3 separate regions of the Mus musculus genome follow, and regions 1 and 2 are each linked to region 3. A link is a loop called in an ENCODE intact Hi-C map of the cell type or tissue named here. Cell type or tissue: heart. All regions are shown on one strand. Links, peaks and the distances in the headings refer to the core of each region. The heading gives the core; the rest is flanking DNA.

The links. Hi-C counts contacts between places; a loop is a spot of excess contacts. Peaks named below come from ENCODE experiments on the same cell type or tissue, not always from the same donor. Only the 100,000 strongest peaks of a DNase experiment are listed, where the experiment ranks them.
Region 1: it touches region 3 in a loop (4-fold over the local background); 7 of 42 quality-filtered maps call a loop at or near these places.
Region 2: a loop joins it to region 3, with 8 times the contacts of the local background. A loop is called at or near these places in 3 of 42 quality-filtered maps.

What each region holds. Positions count from the first base shown.
Region 1 is chr8:69,620,719-69,630,758 of GRCm38, reverse strand. Zfp868 (zinc finger protein 868) reads left to right here and starts at 5,211. Exons shown (of 5, transcript NM_172754.2): 1 at 5,211-5,324. In heart, for the core only: a CTCF peak has its summit at 5,044 (motif pointing left); DNase peaks (open chromatin) are centred at 5,188 and 5,478; H3K4me3 peaks cover 1,905 bases; H3K27ac peaks cover 1,206 bases.
Region 2 is chr8:69,997,128-70,007,167 of GRCm38, reverse strand. No RefSeq gene overlaps it. Among named protein-coding and RNA genes, the nearest start is that of Gatad2a, 28 kb to the right of the region's middle. In heart, for the core only: CTCF peaks have their summits at 1,942, 3,561 (motif pointing right) and 5,310 (motif pointing right); DNase peaks (open chromatin) are centred at 1,777, 5,367 and 5,807; H3K4me3 peaks cover 1,213 bases; H3K27ac peaks cover 2,356 bases.
Region 3 is chr8:69,869,708-69,879,747 of GRCm38, reverse strand. It overlaps Pbx4 (pre B cell leukemia homeobox 4), which reads right to left. Exons shown (of 8, transcript NM_001024954.2): 6 at 9,566-9,719; 7 at 9,064-9,170; 8 at 7,456-7,753. The coding sequence ends at 7,661. Among named protein-coding and RNA genes, the nearest start is that of Gm33746, 8.7 kb to the left of the region's middle. In heart, for the core only: a CTCF peak has its summit at 5,404 (motif pointing left); a DNase peak (open chromatin) is centred at 1,564; H3K27me3 peaks cover 4,368 bases.

The sequences.
Region 1 (10,040 bases), core at 1,014-9,013, 250 kb after region 3:
TCACAATTACACCAGACTTCTTACCAGAGATTATGAAAGCCAGAAGATCCTGGGCAGATGTCATACAGACCCTAAAAGAACATAAAAGCCAGTCCAGGCTACTATAACCAGCAAAACTCTCAATTACCATAGATGGAGAAACCAAAGTATTCCATGACAAAACCAAATTTACACAATATCTTTCCACAAATCCAGCCCTACAAATGATAATAGATGGAAAATGCCAACACGAGGAAGAAAACCACACCCTAGAAAAAGCAAGAAAGTAATCTTCTTCCAACAAACCCAAAAGAAGATAACCACACAAACATAAAAATAAGAGGAAGCAACAATCACTATTACTTAATATCTCTTAACATCAATGGACTCAATTCCCTGATAAAAAGACATACACTAACTGACTGGATATGTAAACAGGATCCAGCATTTTGCTGCACACAGGAAACACACCTCAGTGTCAAAGACAAACACTACCTCAGAGTAAAAGGCTGGAAAACAATTTTCCAAGCAAATGGTCCCAAGAAAGAAGCTGGAGTAGCCATTCTAATATCAAATAAAATAGATTTTAAACTAAAAGTTATCAAAAAGGATGAGAAAGGACACTTCAAACTGGTCAAAGGAAAAATCTACCAAGATGAACTCTCAATTCTGAACATCTGTGCTCCAAATGCAAGGGCACCCACATTCATAAAAGAAACTTTACTAAAGCTCAAAGCACACAATACACTCCACACAACAGTAGTGGGAGACTTCAACACCCTATTCTCAGCAATGGACAAGTCATGGAAACAGAAATTAAACAGAGACACAGTGAGAATAACAGAAGTTATGAATCAAATGTATCTAACAGGTATTTATAGAACATTTCATCCTAAAGCAAAAGAATATACTTTCTTCTCAGCACCTCATGGTACCTTCTCTAAAACTGACCATATAATTGACCACAAAATAGGCCTCAACAGATACAAGAAGATTGAAATAATCTCATGCATCCTATCAGATCACTATGGATTAAGGCTGACCTTAAATACCAACAAAAACAATGGAAAGCATACATATACATGAAAGCTGAACATTGCTCAATTCAATGATAATTTGGTCAAGGAAGAAATAAAGAAAGAAATTAAAGACTTTTTAGAATTTAATGAAAATGAAGACACATCATACCAAAACTTATGGGACACGATGAAAGCAGTGGTAAGAGGAAAACTCATAGCTCTAAGTGCCTCTAAAAAGAAACTGGAGAGAACTTACACTACCAGCTTGATAGTACAACTGAAAGATCTAGAACAAAAAGAAGCAAATACACCCAAGAGAAGTAGAAGGCTGGAAATAATCAAACTCAGGGCTGAAGTCAACCAAGTACAAACAAAAAGAACTATACAAAGAATCAACAAAACCAGGAGCTGGTTCCTTGAGAAAATCAACAAGATAGATAGACCCTTAACCAGATTAACCAGAGGACACAGAGACAGTATCCAAATTAATAAAATCAGAAATGAAAAGGGAGATATAACAACGGAAAGCATGGAAATTAAAAAATCATCATATCCTATTACAAAAGTTTATACTCAACTAAATTGGAAAATCTTTATGAAATGGACAATTTTCTAGATACATACAGGATGTCAAAGTTAAACAGGATCAAATAAGCCATCTAAATAATCCCATAACCTCTAAAGAAATAGAAGCAGTCATTAAGTCTCCCAACCAAAACCAGCCCAGGACCAGATAGGTTTAGTGGAGAATTCTAACAGACCTTTCAAGAAGACCTAATTACCAATACTCTTTAAACTATTCCACAAAATAGAAACAGAAGGTACACTATCTAACTCATTCTATGAAGCCACAATTACACTTATACCTAAACCACACAAGGGCCAAATGAAGAAAGAAAACTTCAGACCAATTTCCCTTATGAACATTTATGCAAAAATACTCAATAAAATTCTTGCCAACTGAATCTAAGAATACATCAAAATGATCATTCACCACGATCAAGTAGGCTTCACCCCAGGGATGCAGGGATGGTTCAATGTATGGAAATCCATCAATGTAATCTACTACATAAACAAACTCAAAGAAAAAACCCCCACATGATCACTTCATTAGATGCTGAAAAAGCATTTAACAAAATTCAGCATCCCTTCATGTTAAAAGTCTTGGAAAGATCAGGTATTCAAGGCCCATACCTAAACATAATAAAAGCAATATACAGAAAATCACTAGCCAACATCAAACTGAATGGAGAGAAACTTGAAGCAATTTCATTAAGATCAGGGACTAGACAAGGCTGCCCACTCTCTCCCTATCTATTCAACATAGTACTTGAAGTTCTAGCTAGGGCAATTAGACAACAAAAGGAGGTCAAGGGGTACAAATTGGAAACAAAGAAGTCAAAATATCACTGTTTGCAGAAGACATGATCATATACTTAAGTGACCCAAAAAATTCCACCAGAGAACTCCTACAGCTAATAAAGAACTTCAGCAAAGTGACTGGATATAAAATTAACTCAAACAAATCCATGACCTTCTTCTACTCAAAGGATAAACAGGCTGAGGCAGAAATTAGGGAAACAACACCCTTCACTATAAAATATATTGGTGTGACTCTAACTAAGCAAGTGAATGATCTATATGACAAGAACTTCAAGTTTCTGAAGAAAGAAATCGAAGTAGATCTCAGAAGATGGAAAGATCTCCCATGCTCATGGACTGGCAGAATTAATATAGTAAAAATGGCCATCTTGCCGAAAGCAATTTACAGATTCAATGCAATCCCCATCAAAATTCCAACTCAACTCTACCTAGAGTTAGAAAGAACAATTTGCAAATTCATTTGGAATAACAAAAACCCAGAATAGCGAAAATGATTCTCAACAATAAAAAAACTTCTAGGGGAATTACCATCCCCAACCTCAAGCTGTATTACAGAGAAATAGTAGTAAAAACTGCATGGTATTGATACAGAGACAGGCTGGAAGATCAGTGGAATGGAATTGAAGACCCAGAAATGAACCCATACACATATGGTCACTTGATCTTTGACAAAGAAGCTAAAGCCATCCAGTATAAAAAACGAGCATTTTTAACAAATAGTGCTGGCTCAACTGGTGGTTAGCATGTAGAAGAATGCAAATTGACCCATTCTTATCTCCTTATACAAAGCTCAAATCTAGGTGGATCAAGGACCTCCACATAAAACCAGAAACACTGAAACTTATAGAGGAGGAAGTGGGGAAGAGCCTCTAAGATATGGGCACAGGGGGAAAATTCCTGAACAGAACACCAATGGCTTGTGCTGTAAGATCAAGAATTGACAAATGGGACCTCATAAAATTGCAAAGCTTCTGTAAGCAAATGACACTGTCAATAAGGCAAAAAGGCAACCAACAGATTGGGAAAGGATCTTTACCAACCCTACATCTGATAGAGGGCTAATATCCAATATATACAAAGAACTCAAGAAGTTAGACTCCAGAGAACCAAATAACCCTATTAAAAATGGGGTACAGAGCTAAACAAAGAATTCTTAACTGAGAAATACTAAATGGCTGAGAAGCACCTAAAGAAATGTTCAGCATCCTTAGTCATCAGGGAAATGTAAATCGAAAGAACCCTGAGATTCCACCTCATACCAGTCAGAATGGCTAAGATCAAAAACTCAGGTGACAGCAGATGCTGGAGAGGATGTGGAGAAAGAGGAACACTCCTCCATTGTTGGTGGTATTGCAAGCTGGTACAACCACTCTGTAAATCAGTTTGGCAGTTCCTCGAAAATTGGACATAGTATTACCTGAGGACCCAGCTCTACCACTCCTGGGCATATAACTAGAAGATACTCCAACATGTAAGAAGGACACATGCTCCACTATGTTCATAGCAGTCTTTTTTATAAGAGGTAGGAGTTGGAAACAACCCTGATCCCTGATTTGAAGATTTGATCCTTCAAATCTGGAATGGATTCAGGAAATGTGGTACATTTACACAATGGAGTAGTACTCAGCTATTAAAAACGAATTCATGAAATTCTTAGGCAAATGGATAGAACTAGAAAATATCATCCTTAGTGAGGTAACCCAGGTGCAAAAGAAAACACATTTTATACACTCACTGATAAGTGAATACTAGCTCCAAAGCTCCAAATAACCAGGATACAAGTCACAGACTGCATGAAGCTCAGTAAGAAGGAAGAACAAAGTATGGTTGCTTCGGTCCTTCTTAGAAGGAGAACAAAATATTCACAGGAGCAAATATGGAGATAAAGTGTAGAGCAGAGACTACAGGAAAGGGCACTCAGAGTCTGTCCCACCTGGGGATTCATCCCAAATACAGTTACCAAACCCAGACACTACTGTGGATGCCAAGAAGTGCATGCTGAAAGGAGCCTGATATGGCTATCTCCTGAGAGGCCCTGCCAGATTCTTACAAATACAGAGATGGATGTTGGCAGCCAATCATTGGACTGAGCATGGGATTCCCCAATAGAGGAGTTAGAGAAAGGACTGAAGTAGAGGATGGCCTTGTCATGCATCAATGGAAGGAGAGGTCCTTGGTCCTATGAAGGCTCGATAGATGCCCCAGTATAGGGGAATTGATGGCTGGGAGGTGGGAGTGGGTGTGTGGTTGGGTGGAGTAACACCCTCATAGAAACAGGGTGAGGAAGAATGTAATAAGGTGTTTCTTGGAGGGAGGGAAACCGGGAAAGGGGATAACATATGAAATGTAAATAAATATCCAATAAAAAAGAAAAGAAAAAAAATGGCTTTAGGCACATTGACTGAGGCGGACTACGAGTTTGAGGCTCTTGTACACAATAAAGGAAGAGTCTCAACAAAAATATTCTGAAGAAGCTATGGTACAGTGCCCCCTGAACTGTCATCACCAAACACTAGTTTGGTTCTTTCAGCGGACTTGTCCCTAGGTAAGTCAGAGTCACAAAACTGGCCTGACATCGTTAACTATTTTCACTGGTCAGGGTCCTGGAATCATTCAGTAGGGCACACCTAGAGGTACACAAGAGCCATGAACCTATGTTGACACCTGCTGGCCACCGCAACACTAAACAATGGGCTCTAGACTCACAGCCTAAGGAACTGCAAGAGGAGCTACTCCTGTCACTCAGATCACCTAGAGCAGTTCTAACCAATCAGGAGCTACAGACAGGTTGTCCAATCAGAAGCTTCTAGGAGGCGGGGGGGCGGGTTCTTTTCGGCCGCCATGTTAGCTAAAGGTTCTTCACCGAAACTGAGGAAAGCCGTTGTGGGAGCCAGTGCTTGGAGCTGTGTGGGGGAGCGCGGGTGAGCTCGGAGCCTGGCAATGGTGAGCGAGGGCCGCTGTCCCCTGATGGGAGGAGCGGCCGGCTGGGCTGCGGGAGCCGGGGTGGTGGGTCCTCCCTGGGGTTGGGGCAGTGAACGCGGGGACGTCGGGGCTGCGACCTGGGCCTCCGCCTGCGGTCCGTAGGTACTTCCGCCCTGATCCTCTTGGCGTCAGCGCTGAGCGGGAGGTCCCGCCCTGCGGGGGGCGGGGGATGGGCGGAAGCCAGTACGCGGATGACGTCACGATCCGGGCTGGCGGGGACGTCCTGCTTTTGGTGGTGCGCTGAAGGCTGCTTGCTAGACTAAGGCTGTCTAGGTTCTTTGTGCTGTCTTCGAGAAGTTCTGAACTTTGCTTTCCACATGTAAGTGTGGCAACCTCTTTAGGTTAATTTTACGACATTTGTAAAGTCCAGTGAGTTTCTTTGCAAAGATGTTTAAAACCAGCTCTGGGAAAGATGACTTGTCTCCTTGAATTTATTTTGTTCTTCGGTCAGACATCCTTTGATTATATTTTTGTTTTTATTTCTGCTTATGCATTTGTGGGCTTGTTAATTTTTCTTCCCTCAAATAGTGCATTGTTTTGCGTACCGAGGTTCGCCGAGAACTGTTAGTCAGGAAGCATTGTAGTCGATTCTTCTGTATTGTGTTCACCATTCTGGTCCTTTTCTTCATTTCCACACAACCTTTATTTCTTGTTTATTTTAGCATTTTTATTGGAAGTATGTTGAACTACTAGTTTAAACTGAGAACATGAGCATACTATGCTAGAAATAAGATAGACACATTTGTATCTCCCCAAAGTATCAAATATTTTTGAATAACAATAAACTTAAAAGGTTTTGATGGCAGCAATTTGCCAAGTGATTTCACTTACATTTGTAATTAGGACAAGGTTAATGTGGGTTTTATTCTAGTCTTTTTTTTTTAAGATTTATTTATTTTATGTATGTGAGTACACTTTCGCTCTCTTCAGACGCAATGGAAGAGAGCATCTGATCCCATTACAGATGGTTGTGAGCCACCATGTGGTTGCTGGGAATTGAACATAGGACCTCTGGAGGAGCAGTCAATGCTCTTAACCACTGAGCCATCTCTCCAGCCCTTCTTTTAGTTTTAATTGTTAATATTAATTCTCATGTCAAAGCACACAGTATATCTCTGCATATATTTAGTTTATAAAATGAATACTTAGAAGTAGGCTGAGAGAAATGTAGGTAGAGTTTGTCCTGATATGAAAAGGAACTCAAAACAATTGTGCCACAGGGAGCGAGCCTTTGATGAAGTCACAGAGAGGACTCAGGCTTGTCAGCCATGCTGCTTAGTTCTAGATAGAAGGCCCTGAGAGCAGGCAACTGTGGGCTCAGGTCCAGGTCTGGATAGGGACTAGGTGGAAGGCCAGGCAGGTGAGTAGGTGAGTCATGGGGCCTATTGAAACCTCAGGGACAAAAGTCTCTACTTGTCCTTTCTTCATCTATATACTAGTTATCAGACGATAGGATGGTTTGGGGTCAGACATCCTAGTGCTAGTAGGTGTCTATCAATTTAAGAGGCCAGGAGAGGGATTTATGCCCTTCCCTGGTTTCCCTGATAGCATTGTAATACATGCCCATCTAGTCTCAACTCACCCTGATAAACTTACAGAGTAGCCCTCTTTCTGTTCTCAGGAACAAGCCTGTGATATCTGGCTGAACAGATAGTATTGTTTGTGCATGTACCAAGGGGCTGGAGTCATTCTCTTTCCTCAAAATGGAGTCAAATGGAGTCACTCAGGGCAAGGCATTGTCTGGAAAACCACTGTTTTCTCACAGTATGGAGTAACTTGGGACAGGACACAGCCGACTGTGCCCTTCAACACTTCACGTCCAGGATCCTGCAGTAGCACTTGCTTTATTAGGTTCATTGCTTTCATTGGTGATTTGAAGTGTGAGGCTGGAGAGCTGGCTTAGTGGTTAAGAGCACTGCTGCTCTTGTAGATTGATTTCCAGTGACCACATGGTGGCTTAAACCGTTCTGTAATTTCATTCCAAGGAGATATGAAGCCCTCTTCTGGCCTTCGTGGGTACCAGGCATGCATGTGGTGGAAGCAAAACACCCATACATGTAAAATACATAATTTAAAAAAAAAAAGAAAGTTATAGTTAATGTCTGCGGACTTCCCCTCCCAACCCCTTATTTTGTCTTTTTTAGACAAAATCTCACTTGTGACCTGTCTGACCTGGAACTCTGGAACTTTGTAGACCAGTGTGGTCTGGAAATCACAGCAGTCTGCCTGTCTCTGCCTTTTGAGTCTGTGCAACACCACACCCAGTATGTCTGTAGTTCTTTGTTTTATTTGTGTATTTTCTTTGTGTCATTTATCTCTACTGGTGTACAAGCAGCGTAGTGTTTTTCCTTTTATATCCTATTGCTTATTGCCAATGTACAGGAGTAGGATAGAATTATGTATCCTATATGTTTGCTATGGTATCACATTAATTCCTTGAATTTTTTGAGTTTTGAGATTTTCTTTGGGCAAAACCAGTTTTTTATTTCTTCCGAAGAAGCTTACTTCCCCTTTTGTTGACATACAGTTTTATTCTCCCTTAAATATAGCATGATAATGATTTAAAATTAATTTTATATTTTATTTCTGTGGGTGTATTGCCCACAGAAGTAAGTCTGTGTGCTGGTGCCTGGGGAGGACAGAGGAGGGTGTTAGATCCCCTGGAACTGGTGTTGCAGATGGCTGTGAGCCACCGGGGTGCTGGGAATTGAACCTGGGTCCTCTGGAAGAGCAGGCAGGCAGTGCTTTAACATTGGCGCCCTCTCTCCAGCCCACTCATGTGACTGTTGTTATTTACTGTTGATGGTGGATTCCATCGTTTCTAACTTTTCTTGGGGAGGTGCATGTTGAGAATTGAAATCTGGTTCTTGTGTGCTCTGCCATTGAGCTTCATCCAGTTTGAATTTTGAAGTTTAGTTGGTTTTGCATACCTGTCTTAATTTCTACTTGGTTGCAGTATGTAAGTTTTGATTTGGTTTAGTTAATTTCTGTATTATGTTGAGGTGGGTCCTTGTGTAGGTATGGATGGCCTCAAATTCCTGATTCTTTTGCTGCCTCCAAAGTTCTGGAGTAGCAAGTATGACTCATGATACTGTTTTTCTTTAAGATTTTTTTTTTATAACTTAAACAAATTTCCCCTTTAACAATTTCCTACGTATATAAAGTGCATGCTGTGGTCCATCCTCTCTGACTCCAGCACACCCCCGTCCTGCCTTATCCCTGCAATTCCCTTTCTGATCTCCTTGCTTAAATTCTGTGTTGGAACCACACTGAAGACAATGACTTCTTCCTCCGGGATCTGTTAGTGGTCACTAATTCAAGGAAGAGTAGTAGAGCACTGTAGGCCCCTCCCCGACCTATAATTGACTGTTGTTGGTGCTGTTCTGAGTACCATTGGATGTGACCAAACCACTATGAGGTCAGAAAGCTCTGGCACTGCTATACCTAGAAGTCAGGATTTTACAGCCCTTCTCCCTTGCCTCTCGTGCTCTTACACTTTCACCCCTTCCTGTGCTGTGATCCCTAAGAAGTAATAGTACAAGTGTCCTATTCAGGCATGGAGAAAAGAAGAGCACTGGCTGTTCTTTCAAAAGACTAGAGTTCAATTCCTAGCACTTACATGGTGGCTCACAACCATTTGTAACTTTAGTTCCTCTTCTGGCCTTGTACTGCATGAACATGTTGCTTAGAAATACATAAAGGCATAACATCATGCTATAAACTAAAAATAAGTAAAATATCAAAAGCAAAATTAAAAATAATTTAAAAAATGTCCTATTTGGGTTGAGCACTTAACTATCACTTATTCTCAGCGCTCTGAACACCCTGCATCCTGTGTTCACTGACATTTATTGAAAAAAGAGGCTTCTCTGACTAAGACTAAGAGTGGGATTTGTTTATGGGTATGAACATAGGTATTTAGAAAGTAACCTGGCTGCAGGACAGTACAGCTAAACTCTGTTAGCAGGTTAATCCTAGAGGCCATGAGTTTTTCCCTAGGTTTACAGTGTCAGATGTGGATTTCCTCTTGTGAAGCAGGCCTCAAATCCAATCAGAGAATGGTTATTCATCTAACAGGTTTTTTTAAAACTACATATGATCCAGAGTCTTAGTCATTATTCTATTGCTGTGAAGCGATAACATGACCATGGCAACTTTAAATTGGGATAAGCTTAAAGTTTTAGAGGTTTAGTTCATTATCATCATGGCGAGGAGCATGGTGGCATGCAGAAGACATGGTGCTGGAGAAGTAGCTAAGAGTTCTACAGTCAGATCTGTAGGAAGAGAGAGACACTGGGACACTGGGCCTGGCTTGGGTTGACCAAGCATTCAAGTACAGGATCCTCTGGAGGCCATTCTTTTTTTTTTTTTTTTGGTTTTTCAAGACAGGGTTTCTCTGTGTAGCCCTGGCTGTCCTGGAACTCACTCTGTAGACCAGGCTGGCCTCGAACTCAGAAATCTGCCTGCCTCTGCCTCCCAAGTGCTGGGATTAAAGGCGTACGCCACCATGCCCGGCTCTGGAGGCCATTCTTATTCCAGCCACTACACCCAATTATTACATTCCTAGGTATATACTCATGGGACTCTATATCCTACTACAGTAGGATATATAGTAGTATATCCTATAGAGAGACTTGTTGAACCATGTTCATCATTGCTTTATTCAAAATACCTAGA
Region 2 (10,040 bases), core at 819-8,818, 130 kb before region 3:
GGGATCCGATGCCCTATTTCGGTGTTTCAGCAAGAGTGTGCTCATGTACATAAAATAAATAAATCTTTAGAAAGAAGTCAGGATGGGTAATGATGGCTCACACCTTTAAACCCAACCAATACTCAGGAGGCAGAGACAGGTGGATGTTTGTGGGTTTGAGGCCAGCCTGGTCTACAGAGTCCCAGGACAGCCAAGGCTACACAGAGAAAGCCTGTCTTGAAAACAAACAAACAAACAAACAAATAAAGTCCCAGATGGGAGATCAAAGCATGAGGTCCTGGAGTTCTGATTCTCAGAACAATAAAGGCAGGTGAAGCAGGTGGGCATGGTGGTCACCTGTAATCCCAGCATTCAGGAGGGAGAGCCAGAAAATTCCTAAACCAAGTGAGCTGGCTAGACCAGCAGATGAAATGAGCTTCCTGTTCAATAAGATGCCCTGCCAGGGGGCTGGTGAGATGGCTCAGTGGTAAGAGCACCCGACTGCTCTTCCGAAGGTCCAGAGTTCAAATCCCAGAAACCACATGATGGCTCACAACATCTGTAATGAGATCTGATGCCTTCTTCTGGTGTGTCTGAAGACAGCTACAGTGTACTTACATATAATAAATAAATCTTTTAAAAAAAAAAAGAAAAGAAAGAGAAAGAAAGAAAGAAAGAGAAAGAAATAGAGAAAGGAAGAAAGAAAGAAAGAAAGAAAGAAAGAAAGAAAGAAAGGAAGGAAGGAAGGAAGGAAGGAAGGAAGGAAGGAAGAAAGAAAAAAGAAAGAACGAAAGAAAGAAAGAAAGAAAGAAAGAAAGAAAGAAAGAAAGAAAGAAAGAAAGAAAGAAAGAAAGAAAGAAAGAAAACGAAACTAAGCCCCAGGTCTCTAGACTGCTCAGCTGCACCTTTCCTGTCTTCCTGCTCTAGAGGGGACAGTGTGTGAACACAAGCTATGAGCCCTGCTCCTGATGTTTGTGAGAGTGAGAGCTTCTACCAGACTCCCCTATTGCCTTGCATATCTTTGACATTGACATCTAGAAGGACATCCTGAGATGGCAGAGGATGGGGATAGGACAGAAGTCCTCCAAAGGCCGGGCAGTGGTGGTGCACTCCTTTAATCCCAGCACTTGGGAGACAGAGGCAGACGGACCTCTGAGTTTGAGGCCAGCCTGGTCTACAAAGTGAGTTCCAGGACGGCCAGGGCTACACAGAGAAACCCCGTCTCGAAAAAAAAAAAAAAAAACAAAAAAAGTCCTTCGAAGGAAAAATGTCTCCAACCTCTATCCAGAGCCCTCTTTTTGTTCTGGATCCCAGTTCTAGAACCATACCTTGTAAGTGGTGGTGGCATAGCTATGCCACACATGGGTCAGAAGAGAACAGGGCTGAGTCAGTCCCAACTCTTGGAATAATGTGCAGTCCCACAGCAGGGACCCAGTGACCTGAGCCATTTCCCACCAGGAGCAAATGATGCCTATGCCTCAGAATTGTGGGACTGTGATAGGTAGCCTATTTTGGTTGAATGAGGCTTGCTCCAGCGAACCAGTAGAAAATTCTACAAGGGGCAACGTGGAGGAGAGTGTGCGGCAGTCCTTCCGTGTCCACCCTTCCAGATAACCAGAACTCTGGCGGGACTGGGATTTTCTCCCACTCCCCTCTTTCCCTCACACCCACTGGCCAACACAGAGCCAGACCCCCAACCAACCCACATACATCAGTTACCCATTCACTGTGCCTTCCCCAGGAAACCAGACTTCCTCTCTCCAGGAAGTTCTGCCTGCCTCTAGAACATTCTCTGGCACTGACCTGATGGAAGGAAGTTACTATTGGGCTACACCCAGGCCCCTCATTCACGGGTCTGTGTTCTCTCACCAAGGAGTCCTTCAGTGTAAACATAGATGACAAAGCATGGTTTTCCAAAGCCCACCCCCAGGTCATGTGTCAGAATGGGATTTGGCCACCAGAGGCTGAGAGGCTTTTGCATACAAATTGACCAAGAGACTATACCAATGTGATGCTTTGAGGTGATTTATGGCACATAACCACTTTATCTTTCTAGAATCCTCCAAGGTTATGCCTTAATACAATCCAAATGCTGGCCATGCTGCTACCCCTAAACTCCTGGCTACAAGCAATCTTACTGTGTCAGCCTCCTGAGCAACTAGGTCAATGATGTGTTTGTTTGTTGCTTATTTTAGACGGGGTGGGTGGGTTTTGGGGTGGAGGGGAGTGAGATTAAAGGCAAATTGCTTGTTTGAGACAGGGGTGTGGCAATTAAAGGAGTGGGATTGAAGCCACATCTTGTGACATCTTTGATCCATGCAGGGATCTAACAGCAGGGGCCTGTTAGACCAGCACTCATGAGACCTAGACAAGAGGATCTCAAGTTCTAGGCCATCATGGCTGTGTTACATGGGAAGACCCTGTAAAAGGTTAAAGGGGGAGAGGGAAGGGAGGAAACCCTACCATTTGGGAGGCAGAGCCCACCAGGGCACCAGGCTGCCCTGGGCTACAAAACAGGATCTTGTTTCAAATAAATAAACAAACAGGGATGTGACTCCAGTTCTATTGGTGGAGTGCTTAGTGATCCACAAAGCCTTGCATTACTGGATATGGCAGCTGGCTCAGCACTTGGGGGGTGGGGGAGGCAAGAGGACCAAGAGTTCAAGGTGAGCTGGGAGTGGTAAACACCTCTGATCCCTGCACCCAGGAGACAGGTGGTCACTGAGTTCAAGACCAGTGGCCTACAGAGTTCCAAAACAGCCAGGGAGGGCTACACAGAGAGATTTTGTCCTAAAACAACAATATAGACAATGACATTGACAAGTTCAAGGTCCTTCTGAGCTACACAAGTTTGAGACTAATCTGGACTTCAAGGAGACCCTAGTCCTCATGCACCAGAGATCTTAGCACTTGAGAAGAGGAGTCTGGAGACTTCAAGGCCATCCTAAACTAAAGTGAATTTACCCTTTGGCAATAATTTATGAGAAACTTCCCTAGGAGAAACTCTGGGCTTGCTCTCTTCCAGTATCTTGGACATTATGTGGAAGCCCTTAGGACAGAGTACTCTCAGGTCTTTTTTGGTTGGTCTCACATGTCCTCTTTTTTTTTTTTTTTTTTTTTTTGGTTTTTCGAGACAGGGTTTCTCTGTATAGCTCTGGCAGTCCTGGAGCTCACTTTGTAGACCAGGCTGGCCTCGAACTCAGAAATCTGCCTGCCTCTGCCTCCCAAGTGCTGGGATTAAAGGCCCGGCTCACAGCACCTTTGAGATGTTGAGCAGCCATCAGTTTCTGACAGGGCTAGGCCTGTCCTTTGGGCCTTTGCAGCTTAGATGAGCCTTGCTTCAAGCTTTCTCTTTCTGTGTGTCTCTGTCTCTGTCTCTCTCCCTCTTTCTCTCCTTCTTTCTCTCCCTCTTTCTTTCCCCTCTCCCCTGTCCCCTCTCCCTCTCTCTCTCTGGCTGGAGAGATGGCTGGCTCTTGGTTAAGAGCAGAATCTACTCTTCCATAAGGCCAAAAGGTTAGGCTTTGATTTCCAGCACCTAAATTGGAGGCTCACTTCAGACTCAGAGCGGGTGGTTGGGGTGGGATATTCCAGCAGGAGGCAGTGTCCTTCAGAAACCAGAAATCTGAGTAGATCCCACGAGCTCACTCTCTGAGCTAGGCTCAAATACCTATGGGGGGTGGGGGGGGCAGGGAGGAGGAACTGGAGGGCATGAGATGGTATCACAGATCCCAGGTGGGACCACACCCACATTCAGGGAGGCAAAGAGGCACCTGCCTTGTGCTTCAGTTTATGTTGGTAATGCTATGTTCAAACCTTACTGAAGCTCCAGGTGGCTGTGAGTAAGCTCACTTCCTTCCTTCTTCTTATGCGGCTCCTGTCTAGGAAGAATGCTTTCTCTTTCAGAAACTCGAAATTGAAAGAAATGCTCTTCCTGGTGGTGGAGAAGTCACTGTAGTTCACTGACTAACACAGCTGTAGATCAGCTGACACAAAATCCCTGGGTTCCATGTACCGTAGCACATGACTATCATCCCAGCAGTTGGGAGGTGAAAGCAGGAAGATCAGAACTTGATGGTCATCTTTGGCTACATAGAGAGTTTGAGTCCAGCCTAGGTTACATAAAACCCTTTTTCAAAAAATAAACTATTGCCAGGCAGTACTGGGGCACGCCTTTAATCCCAGCACTTGGGAGGCAGAGGCAGGTGAATTTCTGCGTTCAAGGCCAGCCTGGACTACAGAGTGAGTTCCAGGACAGCCAGGGCTACAGAGAAACTCTGTCTCAGAAAAAAAAAAAAAGGAAAAATAAATAAATAAATAAATTTTAAATATTTAAAAATTTAAATCTTTTAAAAAAACTCAGCCAGCAGCTTTGTGTGGTGGCACAGGCCTGTGATCCCATAGGAGGCTGAGACAGACAGGAATATCAGGCAGCTTGAGCTATATATTAAGGCCCTGTCTACAAAATGCTTGGCTGAAAGGGCTCCTGGGCTTAGTCTGGCTTTGCTTCTGTATATTCTAGAAACTCATCTCAATAAAGGCACAGTGTGGTCCACCATAGCTTGTAGATGTCTGCTTGATTTTCTCTAGGGAAGCACAGGGGTGCGAACGACGGCCTGTTGGTGCCATTGCACCTGATCTTTTTCCCTCTAAAAACAATGATTTGCTTCCCTGGGGAAACCAGGACCAAGCCCACAGACCCTCAAAAGGATGCTGCTTTCAGTAGGTCAGTGATTCTAGAGATACACAACACACAAGCTGGGTCAACTCTAATGAATGAAGATGCCTGCAGGGATGCAGGGTGTGGTATTTAGCTCTGTGCAAAGCAACTCAGCCATTTAGAGACTCTTTAGTGACTCTGTATAGCTTTAACCTAACTCCCTTTTCTCTTTCCTTCCTCCCTTCTTGCCTCTTTCTTTTCTTCCCTCCTTCTGTCACCCTCCCTTTCCTTGTAGCCTAGGCTTTCCTGGAATTCCATATGTAGCTAAAGATAACCCTTAAATTCCTAATCCTCCAGCCAGGCGTGGTTGTGCACGCCCTTAATCCCAGCACTCTGGAGGCAGAGGCAGGCAGATTTCTGAGTTCGAGGCCAGCCTGGTCTACAAAGTGAGTTCCAGCTTGGGCTATACAGAGAAACCCTGTCTCGGAAAAAAAAAAAAAAACAAAAATAAAAACTTAATCCTTACGTGACATGCTGCTGTGACAGTGGTGGGTCAGTACACACAGTTCTCCCTTCGTTTCCTCTTTTTTTTTTCCTTTAAAAATAAAGATATATTTAATTTTTATTAACGTGTCTATCTGTGCACATGTGCCTTGCAGGTGACCTTAGAGGACAGAAGGGGGCGTTGGATCCCTTGGAGCTGCACACAGAGGCGACTGTGAGCTGCCATAAGTGGGTATTTGGGTCACACTCAAGAGCAGCAAGTGCCACTAAGCCGTCTTTCCAGAGCCCACTTCCCTTTTCTCTTCCCCTCCCCTTCCTCTGCAAGCCAGGCTATCCTCAGACTCACAGTGATCCTCTTCTGAAGTGCTGCGATTATTACCGCACCTGTTTTTTGTGTTGTTTCTCAAAAGAGGGTCTGTAGCTCAGACTAGCCTTCAATTTACGATCCTTCCTTCAGCAGTCTCCTTTATGCCGGGACAGACCTGGGCCCTCGACCCTGGAGGCTATAACCTTTTTGCTATCTGTCTGTGGCATTACTCAGCGGTCACTCTCAGTGCTGGTGGAACGCTTCCTCTGTGCGAGGGGACTTCTCAGGAGAGCAGCCACAGGTCTCTGGCTGGCAGAGGCCCCGCCTTCCTAACGCCTGTGGGGCTGCCTGGGCCAGCTCCCACTTCCCTATATGGGCGTGAATGTCACTCAGCCTGTTCGTCAAGTTGATTCCCCAGACCCAGGAAGGGCCACGCCTTGGTGAAGAGATGCAATCAGCTTCCACCAGGGAAAGGAAACTCATCCTTCAGTCACATGGCTCTTGCTTCAGTTTTTATTATAAAACTAGGCTGCCCTTGGCTCTGAGGTTCAGGAATTTCACTAGAGTATCTACCTGGAGTCTCTCTTCAAAGAGAGTTCACTTCAGACAAAGAAAAGGGTTAGGATTATTATTTTTTCCTTAGCCCAGGCTGTTCTTGAACTATGAAGATGAGGATGACCTTAGATTTCTGAGTGTCTTGCCTCTATTTCCTAAATTCTGAGCTGACAGGTGTGCACCATCACACCTAGTTTATGTGGGGCCGGGAATGCACACTGTGCACACTGGGCAATCACTATCAACTGAATTGCATTCCCTGTCTAGGTCTCAAAAGTTTTGATTATTTATTTGGATTATTTTACCAGTACAGTAGTAGTTTAGTTGTGTGTGTGTGTGTGGGGGGGGCATATATTGAGCTGGACACTAGCTAATGCACTGCTTATCAATTTTTAAAAAAGATTTATTATTATATGTAAGTACACTGTAGCTGGCTTCAGATGCACCAGAAGAGGGTCAGAACTCATTACGGATGGTTGTGAGCTACCATGTGGTTGCTGGAATTTGAACTCAGGACTTTCAGAAGAGCAGTCAGTGCTCTTAATCACTGAACCATTTCTCTAGGTCCCAGCACCAATTTTTGATTGCTAATGTGAGCATGCTCTCCATGAGACCATAGTGCTTTCTCACCTTTGAGCATGTTGCTGGATTGGAGATTTAAAGTTTTTTATGTGTATAAATGTATGTAAGCACACCACATGCACCAGATCTCCTGGAACTGGAGTTATAGAGGGTTGTGAGTCACCATGTGAGCGCTGGGAATGAAATCTGGTTCTCTGCAAGAGCAATACGTGTTATAATTGTTTTTGGATTTGAGATGTAAATAATACAAGTGTCAGTTAAGATGTAATACTACAGTTGAGCAGTTGATGTAGACCAATAACAGTAGCTGAGTGTACCTGCCTTTCTTTCTTCCTTCCTTTCTTTCCTTCTTTCTTTCTTTCTTTCTTTCTTTCTTTCTTTCTTTCTTTCTTTCTTTCTTTCTTTCTTTCTTCTTTCTTTCTTTCTTTCTTTCTTTCTTTCTTCCTTCCTACCTTCCTTTTTTTTTTTTTTTTTCTTTTTTCGAGACAGGGTTTCTCTTTGTAGCACTGGCTCTCCTGAAACTCACTCTATAGGCCAGGCTGGCATCGAACTCAGAAATCTGCCTGCCTTTGCCTCCTAAATGCTGGGATTAAAGGCGTGCGCCACCAAGGCCCAGCACTGCCTTTCTCTTCTGCATACAATGGGAAATTACATACTATGCTGACCTATAATCCCATCAATAATTGTTGATTCAACAATAAATTATGCTAGATGTAATGGAATACACCTACCAAGAGGACTATGTGTGCTAGGTCATCCTGAACTACATAGTAAGCTCTAAGCCAACCTGGGCTACACAGTAAAAACCCTTCTCAAGAAAAACAAGAAAAGTTATGTGTAAAGTACCAAGGGATCACTTAAATAGGTTGATTCTTGTGCTAGCAAAATATCCCAGTTAGTGACAGGAATTAAACTAGCTTTTGTTCCCTACTGTGGGCCAGTGCAAGGCACTTTAGTTCACATCTCTAGTGTAAGCCTTTGGGCAAATTTCTGGTTTTTCTATGCAACCCAGGATGGCCTAGAACTTGAGATGCTCCTGCCTCAGCCTCCCTTGTGGGTTCTGATGTCTTCCGCCATGAGGGTGATTATTGGCCTTCTTAAGAAGTGGCAGGTATGGGTTTGTTTCCAGTTCTGCCAGCCCTTTGGTTCAACATGAAGAGAATGTGGTAGCTCCTGAGCAGAGGGGCCAAGCGTGCAGGGAACATCTTCGTGTTTACCATGGCTCCCTTCCTTAGTCAGTGACGCTGTGTTTGTTGGCCTCATCATTTGGGACCAGTTTAAGATCAGTTAAGAAGTCATAGTCCCTCCAATCCCTGTTACTATCTGCACTTACTTTTCTTCCAAAACTTCAGCTTTCTTGTAAGCATAAGTCCATTCTTCTCATACAAGCTTCAAGGTTCACATGGAATCCTTGAGTTCTTTCTAGTCTCATCCTTTATTTTATTTGATGACTTTCTCCTTAATATTAGTATAGCAGTTTCTTTGTATTGCTTCAATTCTGCCTGGTGTAATAAATAGGCCTGTTTCTCTGTATTGCATTCTTCTTGGCTCCTAAGATCCCTTCAGTAACAACTTCCCTTTGGTGACCTGTGTGCCTGGCCATGCGTGTTGTCTTCAGTAACAGCAACCACAGCTTACCATTTGCACCCTCAGAGCTGAAGGTCTTTCTCGTCTGTGCCTTTTCATGACTTTGACTCACTAGGTTATTTGGTTACCTATTTAGACAAACCTGGGTCCTTTGGGGGCAGGGTTATAAACCAGGCAAGGACTTTGGAATGAATTAAGGGTCAAGCATGGTAGTGCACTCCTGCCATTTTGGCATAGGAAAGATGGCGTCAGAAAGAGGATTTTGATACCAGTCTGGGCAACAAGAGACTCTGCTGAAGAAAATAAGAGGGGGCTCCAGATGAAGTTCCACTAATAAGCTACAAGATTAGCACAAGCATTGCAGAAACTGGGTGTGATGGCACATACCTGTCATACTTGGGATGTCTATGCCTGAGGATCAGGAGTTCAAGGCCTTACTTGTAACTGGAGGACATTTAAGGCCACCTGGGCTACATGAGATCCTGCTTAAAAAGGGACAGAACTGGAAGGATGGCTCAGAGGTTAAGAGCACTTGGCTGCTTTTCTAGTCCAGGTTCGATTCCTAGACCCTACATAGCAGTTCATAATTGTCTGTGACTCCAGTTCCAGGGAATCTGATGCCTTCTTCTGGCATACAGTGGGGACACCGTACTTGGTTCAGACAAGCAAAGCAACCGTCACATAATATAAATACTTTTAAAATGGGGGAAGATAGTTGAAGCTCTTTTTGCTTTAACTTTTGCCAAATGATGTGTTAAATTTGGGATGACAGATTAGATTTTATCTGGAAGTGGTTGGGAAGCAGAAAGGGTTTTGGAAAGTTCCTATCTAGCAGAGAAATTATGGAGATGGAGAAACCAAGAGTTAATCAGGGAATAGTAGAATTCAAGGTCATCCTCAGCTACATAGTAGTAAGTCTGAAGCTAGTCTGGGTGGGATACAGGAGATATCAAAACACATCCTGCAGGCTTGGTGGGACATGCCTTCAGTTCCAGTACTTGAAAGGCAAAGGAAGGGTAAATCTTTTAAGTTTGAGAGTAACCTGCTTTACATAGATGTCTAGTACCCTGTCTCAAAAACAAAACAATGGGCTCAAAATGTAAAGGTTCTTGCCACAAAGCCTGAGACCCTGAGTTTGATCTCTGGGACCCACATAGAAAAGGAGGCCTAGGGCTGGAGAGATGGCTCAGCAGTTAAGAGCACCAACTGCTCTTCTGAAGGTCCTGAGTTCAAATCCCAGCAACCACATGGTGGCTCACAATCATCGGTAATGAGATCTGATGCCCTTTTCCTGTATGTCTGAAGACAGCTACAGTGTACTTAGATTATAATAATAAATAAATCTTTTTTGTTTTTGTTTTTTCGAGACAGGGTTTCTCTGTATAGCCCTGGCTGTTCTGGAACTCACTTTGTAGACCAGGCTAGCCTGGAACTCAGAAATCCTCCTGTCTCTGCCTCCGGAGTGCTGGGATTAAAAGCGTGCGCCACCATGCCCGGCATAAATCTTAAAAAAAAAAAAAAAAAAAAAAAGAAAGAAAGAAAGAAAGAAAGAAAGAAAGAAAGAAAGAAAGAAAGAAAAGGAGGCCTAACGCCTTCAAGCTATCCTCTGACTTAAACATGCTTGTCATGGCATGCACATCAAACCCAATAAATACAATAAATGCTAAATAATAAAGGACCCCTCCCTCCCCCAAACCAAACAAAATAAAGCCGAAAGAGCTCAGAAGGCAGAGAGAGGCGGGCAAATAGCTGTGAGAGTTCTAAGTTTCAGGCCATCCAGAGATACATAATGAGAAGGAGGAGTTGTTGTTGGAGGTAAATGGCTACAACTTGAGTAAAGGGTGAGGGGAAATCTAGGGCTGCTCCAGC
Region 3 (10,040 bases), core at 651-8,650:
TCCCAACTCCCGTGCACAGGCAGGTGGACACTCCACAGCACAGGCGTGCTTCTGATCACACCCACTCTCCAGAGAAACTGCTGAGTTGTGAGACCCTACAGGAGTGGGGCTCCCCAGTGGCCCCTCATGCCCCCCACAACAGCTAGCCTGGAGACATCAGTGAGTCCCTGGGAGAAGGGTGTTTTCGATTTGAGACCTCTAACTCCCCATGTAGTTGAGGATAACCTTGAATTCCTGATCCTCGTGCCTCCATTGCTGAGTACTGGGGCGGCAGACATGCTCAGTTTATGACAGAACCTAGGGCTTTGTGTATGCTCAGCAAGTGCTCTACCAACTGAGCCTCATCTCTAACTCCAAGAAAGGAGAGGGTTCTATGCCACCCTCCCTGAAGCAGGGTCCTGTCACAGAGTAGAGCAGGGCACCCCTTCACTGAGAGCCTGCGCACCCCCACCTTTATTGCTCACCTTGCATGTTTGGGCAGCAGGTGACTAGTTATGTGAGCCCATGAACGGCCGTACACATGGGGGCCCCCTTGGGGGTCAACTCTTTCGGTGCCCAGTTAGTCCCCGAGCCACCATACCCCAGGTGTGTCATTTTTGTTTTGTTTTGTTTTGTTTGTTTGTTTTTTGTTTTGTTTTTTTGAGACAGGGTTTCTCTGTGTAGCCCTGGCTGTCCTGGAACTCACTTTGTAGACCAGGCTGGCCTCGAACTCAGAAATCCACCTGCCTCTGCCTCCCAAGTGCTGGGATTAAAGGCATGCGCCACCATTGCCCGGCCAGGTGTGTCATTTTAATTCACTTCCGGACTTTAGTCTGGCCACTAACAAGCACTTCCCTCCCACACCCCGCACACCCCCCCCCCGCCCCGTGTGGTGAGCACCTCCTGGTAGGGGCCATTTTCACCCATAGCAGGAATACCTTCCTGTACCCTGAGGGATGTGCATCCTGAGGGTTCAGAAAAAAGCTGTTAAGTCCAGACCCTGGCCTTTGAGATAACCCCAGGGCTTTGCTGGAGCTATAGATGACAGAGGCTTAGAGCCCAGCTCACTCAGCAGTGCAGGGCTGCTTGGGGGAGTCCAAGGATTATCCAGGGCTGCAGCTCCCCACAAAGGGATGGGGAGCCCACTGTGAAGTCCAGGCCCCTGATGAGGTGTCCAGCCTTCTTTCCAAATACCTTTCATTGAGAAAGTGTTGGGGCTTCTCTGGCTGCCAGCTGGGGCAGCCAGCTGGGCTTTGGGGGGGGGGGATGACTGGCCTATCCCTGGTGTCTTTGTTAGTGTGGAGTAGGGCTAGTGGGAACCCATCTCTAGTTAGGCCCAGAAGGCTGTGGACCTCTTTCCCTCTTAGCCTATTCAGTGACAGGGCAGAATTCACCCCCAATTTTTACATTAAGAAATTAAGACTCCAGAGAAGGGAGAGTTACCCTGCACTGGCAGCGGCTCTGCCTTCATTCTGTCCTGGTGCTCAGTCCCAGCCCTCCCTCTTGGAACCTCAGTCATAGCTTCTGGAAAATCCATCACCTCCCTCCACCCCCAGCAGGGCTGCCAGGACACGCCCCTTGGCTGGGGTTGGAGGGGGACCAGGGCCAAACTCCCCCCAGAGACCCTGCTCCTGCCTCCCTGAGGTCAGCTCGGGGCACTGGAGGCCCAATGTCCTGCCCTCAACACTTTAGATTTTATAATTTTAGAACCAGGGGTTCTTAAAATTCCTCACACCATGGCATAGAAAAAAATCTTGGACCAGTAAAATGCTTAAAACAAGCCTGAAAATAGCAGAATCCAAAAGGAAGGGCTGCAAGACAGACATGCAGGGGGGCTGCTGGGATGTGGCCCTGAGACTACACTTGCTTTGAGGGTTCGTAGTGTATACATAGTGTGTTGGGTCCCAAGATTTGTTTTCAGGAGAATGACTGCTTGGGTCACACAGCTGTCATGGACACTAGCCTGGGGATGAAGTAGCTATCTCTGGGTTTGGTTTGGTTTGGTTGTTTCCTTAGAGATGGGACCTCATGTTCAAACTCACTATGCAGCCAAGGATAGCCTTGCACTTCTGATCTTCCCAATTTTGCCTCCTGAGAGCTGATGGCAGGTGTGAGCCACCACTCCTTGCTAGGAACTGGTCTTGAAGGACATGTTGGCTGGACAGTGAGGTAGGAAAGGCAAGGCAGACAGCTGGCACAACATGTGCTAAGGCTGGAGGGGCAACACAGAGGGGCAAGCAAGTGACACCGAGGGAGGGAAGCGGATTCTAGGTGGAGCAACATTTAGAGATCAGTTTCTTCTTTCGTTTTGGGCATTTGTGTATGTGTGGGCACATTTATGCCACAACATGATGATGGAGTCCAGAGAGCACGTGGAGTTACTTTTCGCTCTCCTCCTTCATTTGGGTTCCAGGGATTGAACTTGGGACTGCGGGCTTGTTCAGCAAGCACCTTTACCCACTGAGCAGGCTTGCTGGCCCAGCCTGGGTTACACAATGTCTTAGGACAGATTCTCTCCCTGCCCCACTCCCCCGAACCAAGGAGCTCTCCCCAGCCGTTGGGACTCGCTCCTCGGGTGGCACGGGGGCTGCTCTCCCCACTTGGCCCAGCGCTCCCTCTCTCTCGAAGCTCAGTCCTGGCAGAACATATCTGGCTCTTCTGTAGGAGCCTCGTGGGCCTGGCGTGGCCACCCACCACTTCCCCACTGTCTGTCTCTCTCATCAGTCTCAGAGGTGGGTCTGTCCCAGTCTCAGACCCCAAGGGCTGGAGCTGGCCTGGCAGGCACTGGCTTCAGTTAGCAGAGGATGCAGGAGCATCACTGGGGACAGGGGGAGGGGGATGATTGATACCTTGGGGCTGGTTCCAGATGGGGGCCCTGGCAGGTGATAGGGAGGGGACCAGCATGGGGAGAGGGGACTCCCAGCTGTTGGAGGTAAACACAGGAAGACAGACATAGCCTCACCCAAGACCTCTCTGCCCAGGCCATAGAGCCAAGGTGTCAGTCAGAGCCAACCCGCCTGCCAGTCATCAGCCAAGGTCAGGCTTTCCTGGCCACGCCCTATCTCTGTCCCTTACAGTCAAATATTCCCTCTTTTACCACCCAGCACCTTTTGGTCACCTTTTGGTCTGTCATCGCAGGACACCTGAAAATGCTTTAGGCACTGTGACCTCTGGCTCATGGGGGAATGGACACCCTAGCATGGAGCCCCATGCCACGGGCCCACACCACACCCACCTGCGCCCCATAGTCACCCAGCCTCCCTCGCATGGTGGATGGCTTGCCTCAGGCCTTCTCCAAATATGTCTGTCCTACAGAGTCCGGCTGTCCACATCTGGGTGCTCTGGGCACATCTCACCCTCTCGAAGCCCAAGGGAGGAGTGGACTGAGGGAACCCCGGGCCTCCAAAGTCCCAACTGCTTCTGCAGTAGAGGCCTGAATCCCTCCCTGTGCTGATTCAGCCTGAAACGGGCAGCGCCGCCAAACCTCAGCTATGTCCTCAAAGGCTGTCTGGCCCCAGGCGGTGCTGGAGCACGGCAGAGCTGGGCTGAGGACCAGCCAGGCAGAGGCGAGGCCATAGCTCCCACCCCCTCTTCCTGCCTGAGGGATTCTGACCCTCACACACACCGAGGGCCAGGTTAGCCCCTGCTTCATGAAGACTATAGGTTAACCCCTGGTCTTGTGAGGATCCTGTGTGGAACACACACAAAGCACACCCCACTGCCAAGATAATACGTGGAGAGCTATGCTTAGATAAGCGTAAAGACCCCAGGAACCTCGAAAGTCAAAGCGAAACAGGCACAAAAAACTCCTTGTAGGGCCAGGGCTTTGGAAGACAGGAAAATTTCAAAGGTGAATAGGAGTTTTCCAAAACCAGACCCAGAGGACTGAAAGTCTTAAAATGAGTTTTCCTTTTGTTTGTAAGTTTTCATGAGGGGGAGTTGAGGGTGGTGAGCTTTGTCTCCAGGATCAGCATCTGCCCTAGGAGCTCTAAGTCTGGTGCATAAGGCAAAGCCCTGCTCAGGCTTCAAACCTGCACTCTCTTGGGTTAGATTGGGCTAGACCCTGCCAACACCTGAACACAGGCTATGTCTGCTTGTTTGATGTCTGCTGGGGCAGGGGTTTGTATGTAGCTCAGGCTGAGCTGGAACTTAAGCTCCACCAGGGTGGGATTAAAGCTGTATGCCTATGCTTTAATGGTATCCCTAATTCACAGCTAGGGAGATGAGACGGAGGCTGGGGTGGCCCCACAGGTGGGCCAGTTACACACAACCTTGGACTGAACCTACAGCAGTGGATGCCACCCCATCCCAAGCGGACTCTAAGGGTTTTGTTTTATTTTGTTTTGTTTTGAGGCAGGGTTTCTCTGTGTAGCCCTGGCTATCCTGGAACTCACTTTGTAGACCAGGCTGGCCTCGAACTCAGAAATTCGCCTGCCTCTGCCTCCCAAGTGCTGGGATTAAAGGCGTGCGCCACCACGCACAGCCAGACTCTAAGGTTTGAAAGCCAAATCCGGCATGTTGGCACCTATCACCCCAGCACTTGAGGGGTAGAAACAGATCAGGAATTCCCCATCCTCCCTAGGCTATTGTAGTAAGTTCAAAGCCAGCCAGAGCTACATTGACCCTGTTTCAAAACAAAAACAATGAAAAACAGAAAAAGAAAGGAAAGAATAGCTGAGTAGCTATAACAAGGGCTTCTCGGTGGAGGAGAACATGCTTCAGGCCAGGCAGCCAGACCATCTGGGAGGCCCAGGCCCCCGGCCTGGCCCCGCTACTGTCTGGCCAGGCTGAACACAAACACGGAGTGGCTAGCCCTACGGAATCTAGGTTGTGGTCAGGCTGTGGCTGAAGAAGCCGTTGGAAAAACACGAGGCCCACGCGGCCAGGCCCAGCTTACGTTTCATCCGGCAGGAGCGGCTGCCTGGCGCCGGGCACTGAGGAATGTTGCTGGCAGGCCTTGGCACCTGCTGCTGGGCAGGGCTACTGCAGTCAACCTGATACTAGCCTCCTGGATGTCCTGGGAGAACACATCTCCCCCATACCTCCAGACTGTTTGCATGGCCTTGTTAAACTCTGGATCTCCTTCCCACAGGAAGTGCTGGCTTGCTGGCCTTCGAGTGCCTGAAGGGCAGTTCCACCTCCATGATCCTCTCTCCTCGAACACCTGGGCCTCTGCTGGTCCTCAGATCCTATGGGTTCGGTCCAGTATTTATGCTTTGCTTATCATCTGTGTGCTGGACGGTGACACATTTTCCTGGCTTCTGCTCACAGACCTCCCCCAGAACGGTTGTTCCTGTGACCTCCCTACGTTATAGATAGGGAAACTGAGGCTCAGAAGCCTTCCTTCCAGTTTTTAGATTGCTTTAGAATTCTGGAGACGGGATTTAGTTTTTTTAGGTTGACTGCGCCTCCTCGTGGCAAAAGACGTAACTGCAACTGAGCCCTGTGAGGTTCCCTAAGGTCCCTCCTGCTTTTTCCTTGATTTGACTCATTCGCTGTCTGTGGCTTCCATAGTTCCTTCAGAGGCATCAGGGGGGCTTGAGGGCATCTACACTGCGTTATCATTGAAACTCTTGAAGGTAAAACCTGCCCTCTCCAGTAAGATCCAGGCCTATCCCTCCTTAGTCTTGCTGTCTCCATTTCCTTTCTATGGCTCTTCTCCCACTGCTCTTCCTTCCTTGAGCCAGTGTTCCTGAGACTGACTGACTGACTCTCTCTCTCTCTCTCTCTCTCTCTCTCTCTCTCTCTCTCTCTCTCTCTCTCTCTCTCTCTCTCTCTCTCTCTTTCTCTTTCTCTCTCTGTCTCTCTCTTTCTCTCTGTCTCTCTCTGTCTCTCTGTCTCTCTCTCTCTCTCTCTCTGCCACTCCGTTCTCCATTCAGAGGCTGAGACAATTGTGGTCCCAGCAGGGCTCACAGGGACGGTGGGAGCCTCAAATACCGGTCTGTCAATGGCTCAGGATGGTGTTGGCCCTAGCCAGGCTTCTGGGCAGGTAATACCCTCCTCCACCTATTCATGTGCCTCACCTCAGCCAGAGAAGCTTCCAGATTCTCAAGCTTTTTCTCTGTAGCATGTGAGTGGCTGGGAACGTGCTCAGTCCCAGGCTGTGCACCGCAGGGATGTGTAGAGTGTCAGTGGCCACTGCCTTCAGCTTCTCTGCACGTCAGTGGGGTTCGTCTCCAAAGACACCTTGCTCAGCGATATATTAATTAATTGTGGAAAAGGGTGAGGCTTTGGGAAAGGGAAGGATGGCTCAGTGATTAAGAACACTGACTGTACCCGGTGGTAGTGGTGGAGCACACCTTTAAACGTAGCATTTGGAAGGCAGAGGTAGGTGGATCTCTGAGTTTGAGACCAGCCAAATCTACAGAGCGAGTTCCAGGACAGCCAGGGCTACACAGAGAAGCCCTGTCTCAAGAAAACAACAACAAAACAATCAAACCAAAAGAACAACGACTGCTTTTCCAGAGGACCTGGGTTCAACTCCCAGCACCACATCATAGCTCCCAACTGTCCGTAACTTCAGTTCCCAGAGACCTGGCACCCTCTGCTCACCCTCTGGTACACACCTGGTACTTGAACATACATGCAGGCAGAATGGCCTATTACATAAAATATTTTTTATTTTTGAAAGATTTATTTATTAGATGCAAGTACACTGTAGCTGACTTCGGACACACCAGAAGAGTGCATCAGATCCCATTGCAGATGGTTGTGAGCCACCATGTGGTTGCTGGGAATTGAACTCAGGACACCTCTGGAAGAGCAGTCAGTGCTCGTAACTGCTGAGCCATCTCTCCAGTCCCTGATCCATTCTATAATATGGCAAAACTTCAAAAGTGCTCCTGTCAGAAGCTAGATACAGAATCCCAGGTGGGATGTGGGCCACTGACACTGTACAGAAGAAGGTGAACCCAGATAAGTGGCTGCGGGGCCTGGAGATGTGCGTGGGGACAGACTGATGGTGGAGACAGCGCCTTTGGAGGATGAGAGTGTCCAGTCACGACAGGTAGCTGCTAACCACTTGACAGCCCTCAGGCTCAGCAGAGCACATGGTGACACTCACATAGCAGGCAGCCACAGGGTACACCTGGCTGGGTCCCAGGGATAAGGTGGCCTCCACCTGTTATGGGTTCTTCCCAGGCTGTAGGAAAAGGGGCACTTTGTTACTGTTGTGATAGTGGCTGATAGGATGAGGTCACAGCCATGAGGACTGCCTGACAAGCGCTCCAGGGTACAGGCTATGGAGGGAAGGCCCTATTGGTTGCTGCACAGGGGAAATGGGATAAGGCTTCAAATTCTCCCAAATTCTCAAAATCCCCAAACCAAACACAAAAGAGCTAAAACAGAACCACAAAGCCAAACCCATTCCCAATAAGAGCAGAGGCCATGCCACAGCTCCCACAAGGTTTTAGAGCTGATAATGGCATCTAGGTTGTCACCTGTCACTTAGACAAGCCTGTATTGAAAACACTGGAATGCAAACAGGTCAAAACTTTAATCGGGTGCTCAGAATGAACAGTCCACTGTCAGTCACTTAACTGATGTTTCTTTAAAAAAAAAAATCACACCAAGGTGGGGAGGCAAGTGGCCTGAAAAAGGGCAAAGCCGCAGCCAGGACTTCTGAGGTCATCAGCAGGACACAGGGCCAGTCACCTATGGCACTCAGCCAGGTGCCAGAAACTTAATTAGATGCAGCATCCCAATTGAAGCTGCCAGACTCTCCCGCAGGTGATGAGGCTGGCTGTGGGGCGGCCCTCTGCCAGTTACTATGGACCTGGAAAGATAAGAGCATGAGAGTGGGTGACTACCCAGTTCCTGTGTCCCCAAAGGTACCTACACAGAACATGCTAGCAGAGGAGTTCCAGAAAGAGCCAGGTGGGCTCTGAGCCCACACCCCTCCAGCAAATGCCTTGGGGGATGTCAGAACCAGCAGCCTGTGGCAAGGCCATGACTGTGGGCTCCTTCCTCACAGGGGCAGGAGCCTCCGCTTGTCTGCAGTGTGCATGACCACAGCACACATTGGGGCTACTCTGCCCATCTGTCTAAGGACAGCTGGATGGATGTGCTAAGCTCAAAGGACACTGTCCTTGTCCACTGTATCAGGCATGGCATGTGTGCTAGAGGCTCTGTGAGTGAGGCCATGGCAGGCATATGCTGAAGCAGCTGGATAGAAGAACAGTGGCCATGCTGGCAGAGTGACCTTTAAGAAGAGCCAGCTGAATGGGTATGAAGGTGTTGGCATGGGTCTGTCATGATGGTATATTCCTTTAAGCCCTTGGGAGACAGAGGCAGGAAGAACTCTGTGAATTCAAGGCTAGCCTGGTCTAAAGAGTGAATACCAGGACAGCCAGTGGTATGTAGAGAGATCATCTTAAACAAACAACAAGACAAAGGGTGTCCTTGGGACATGTTGTACCCACAGGACACTTAGGTGGGTTCCTGCAGGGCATGGCACAGCCTGACTCTTGGCTCAGTGCTGGAATGGGCAGGTGTGGCAGAGCAGGGCAGACTGGTGCTTCGCTCCCTCACTCCTGCTGGCTCTGTCCCAGAGCACCTTAGCTTCAGGTGTTCGAGAAGCAGGCCCAGACTCTGCTCCACAGCCTGAAGCTTGCATTAGGCTGGGACTCAAGGTGGTGGCAGGCAGGGCCTGAGAGAGCCGGGCTCACCCAGCTCACTCCCGGTGGGCACTACTCCAAGCCCCGGGGCTGGTTCTAAGGGAGCTTCAGGGAAGCTGCTGGGCTCATGGGGCCACCATGCCAGAGCCCACTCTGTTTATGCAGGGCCCTCATCCGACACCCAGGACAGACTGAGAGGTCACAGGCTCTACACAGCTGCCACCCTGGCAAAGTTCTGGAGGCAACTTGGCTGTCTAGACCCCAGTTACTAACGTGTATCCCAGCCTGGCAGAGATGCCTTTTCAGTGTGAGCCACCCCCACTCCACCAGGTCTCCAGCCCCCGTGACAGGTGGGTCTGAGTCCAGAGGTTAAATGCTCCCACCTTTCCTTGGGGTTTCCTTCCCCAGAGACCCAACACCAGGGCTCCTCTACCTCCCCAAAGCCCTGGAGGGGTCCCAGCTGACTCACCAGGGGCTGTAGGCAGACTCCCCCAGTGGGGGGCTGGAGGAAGGCCAGGGTCCGCAGAGTGAGAACCACGTCACTTCCATTGGTCAGTGGCAAGGGGCCACAGGGACCTGTGAGAAATGGGCAGTCAGTTGGGGGTGTCACAGCAGAATCTGGGTCAGCAGTCACAGGGATTTCTGGTAGCATCTGCTCAGTCCCTCATCGAGAGAGACTCTGGGCCAAGTGGGGGTGGCACTCGGGAGGCAGCCTGGTCTCCAGAGTGAGTTCTACACAGAGAAAGCCTGTCTTGGAAGAAAGGGGAGGCAGACAGACAGATTCTGGATCTGACCCCCTAAAGCATCCAGCCACCTGTACTTCCCCTGGCCTTGTGTAGGTGATGCTGGCCTGTGAAATTAAGACACTCTTGTCTGTCCCTCTGCTGGCACTGGCTATCTACACGGATCGGGTAGCTTAGGTCCCACCTAACCTCACAGAAAGCTTAAGTTAAAGCCAATGGCCTCGTCACCTGGGCTGGGTGTGGACTGGCAGCTGCTCTGACCCCTGGGACGCCGGGCCTTGGTGACTGTGGATGCTTTCCCTGTGTACATGGTGGCTTCTTCCTGAAACTTCCCTGTATTCTTTTTGTACCGGATTCTTTTGTTGCCAAACCAGTTAGAGACCTGTGGATAGATGGACCGACAATGACATTGTTCTGGTGTGGGCCATGCTGGGGACAAACCGTATGAAGACTCGATTAGAGACCTTTCCTCTCAGGGGCTGATCCAGATGGCTTAAAGGTGCCAAGTTTGATGACCTGAGTTCAATTCCGAGGAGCCACACAGTGGCAGGAGAGGGGAATAACTGCTAAAGCTGTCCTCAGATCTCTCCATTTCTTCAGTGACAGGCACCACACACGCACAGTGATCGATGCACGGATTGGTGCAAGAGGAGACTGCACACACGCGTACACCCCCCACAAATAAATACACAAATATAAAAAA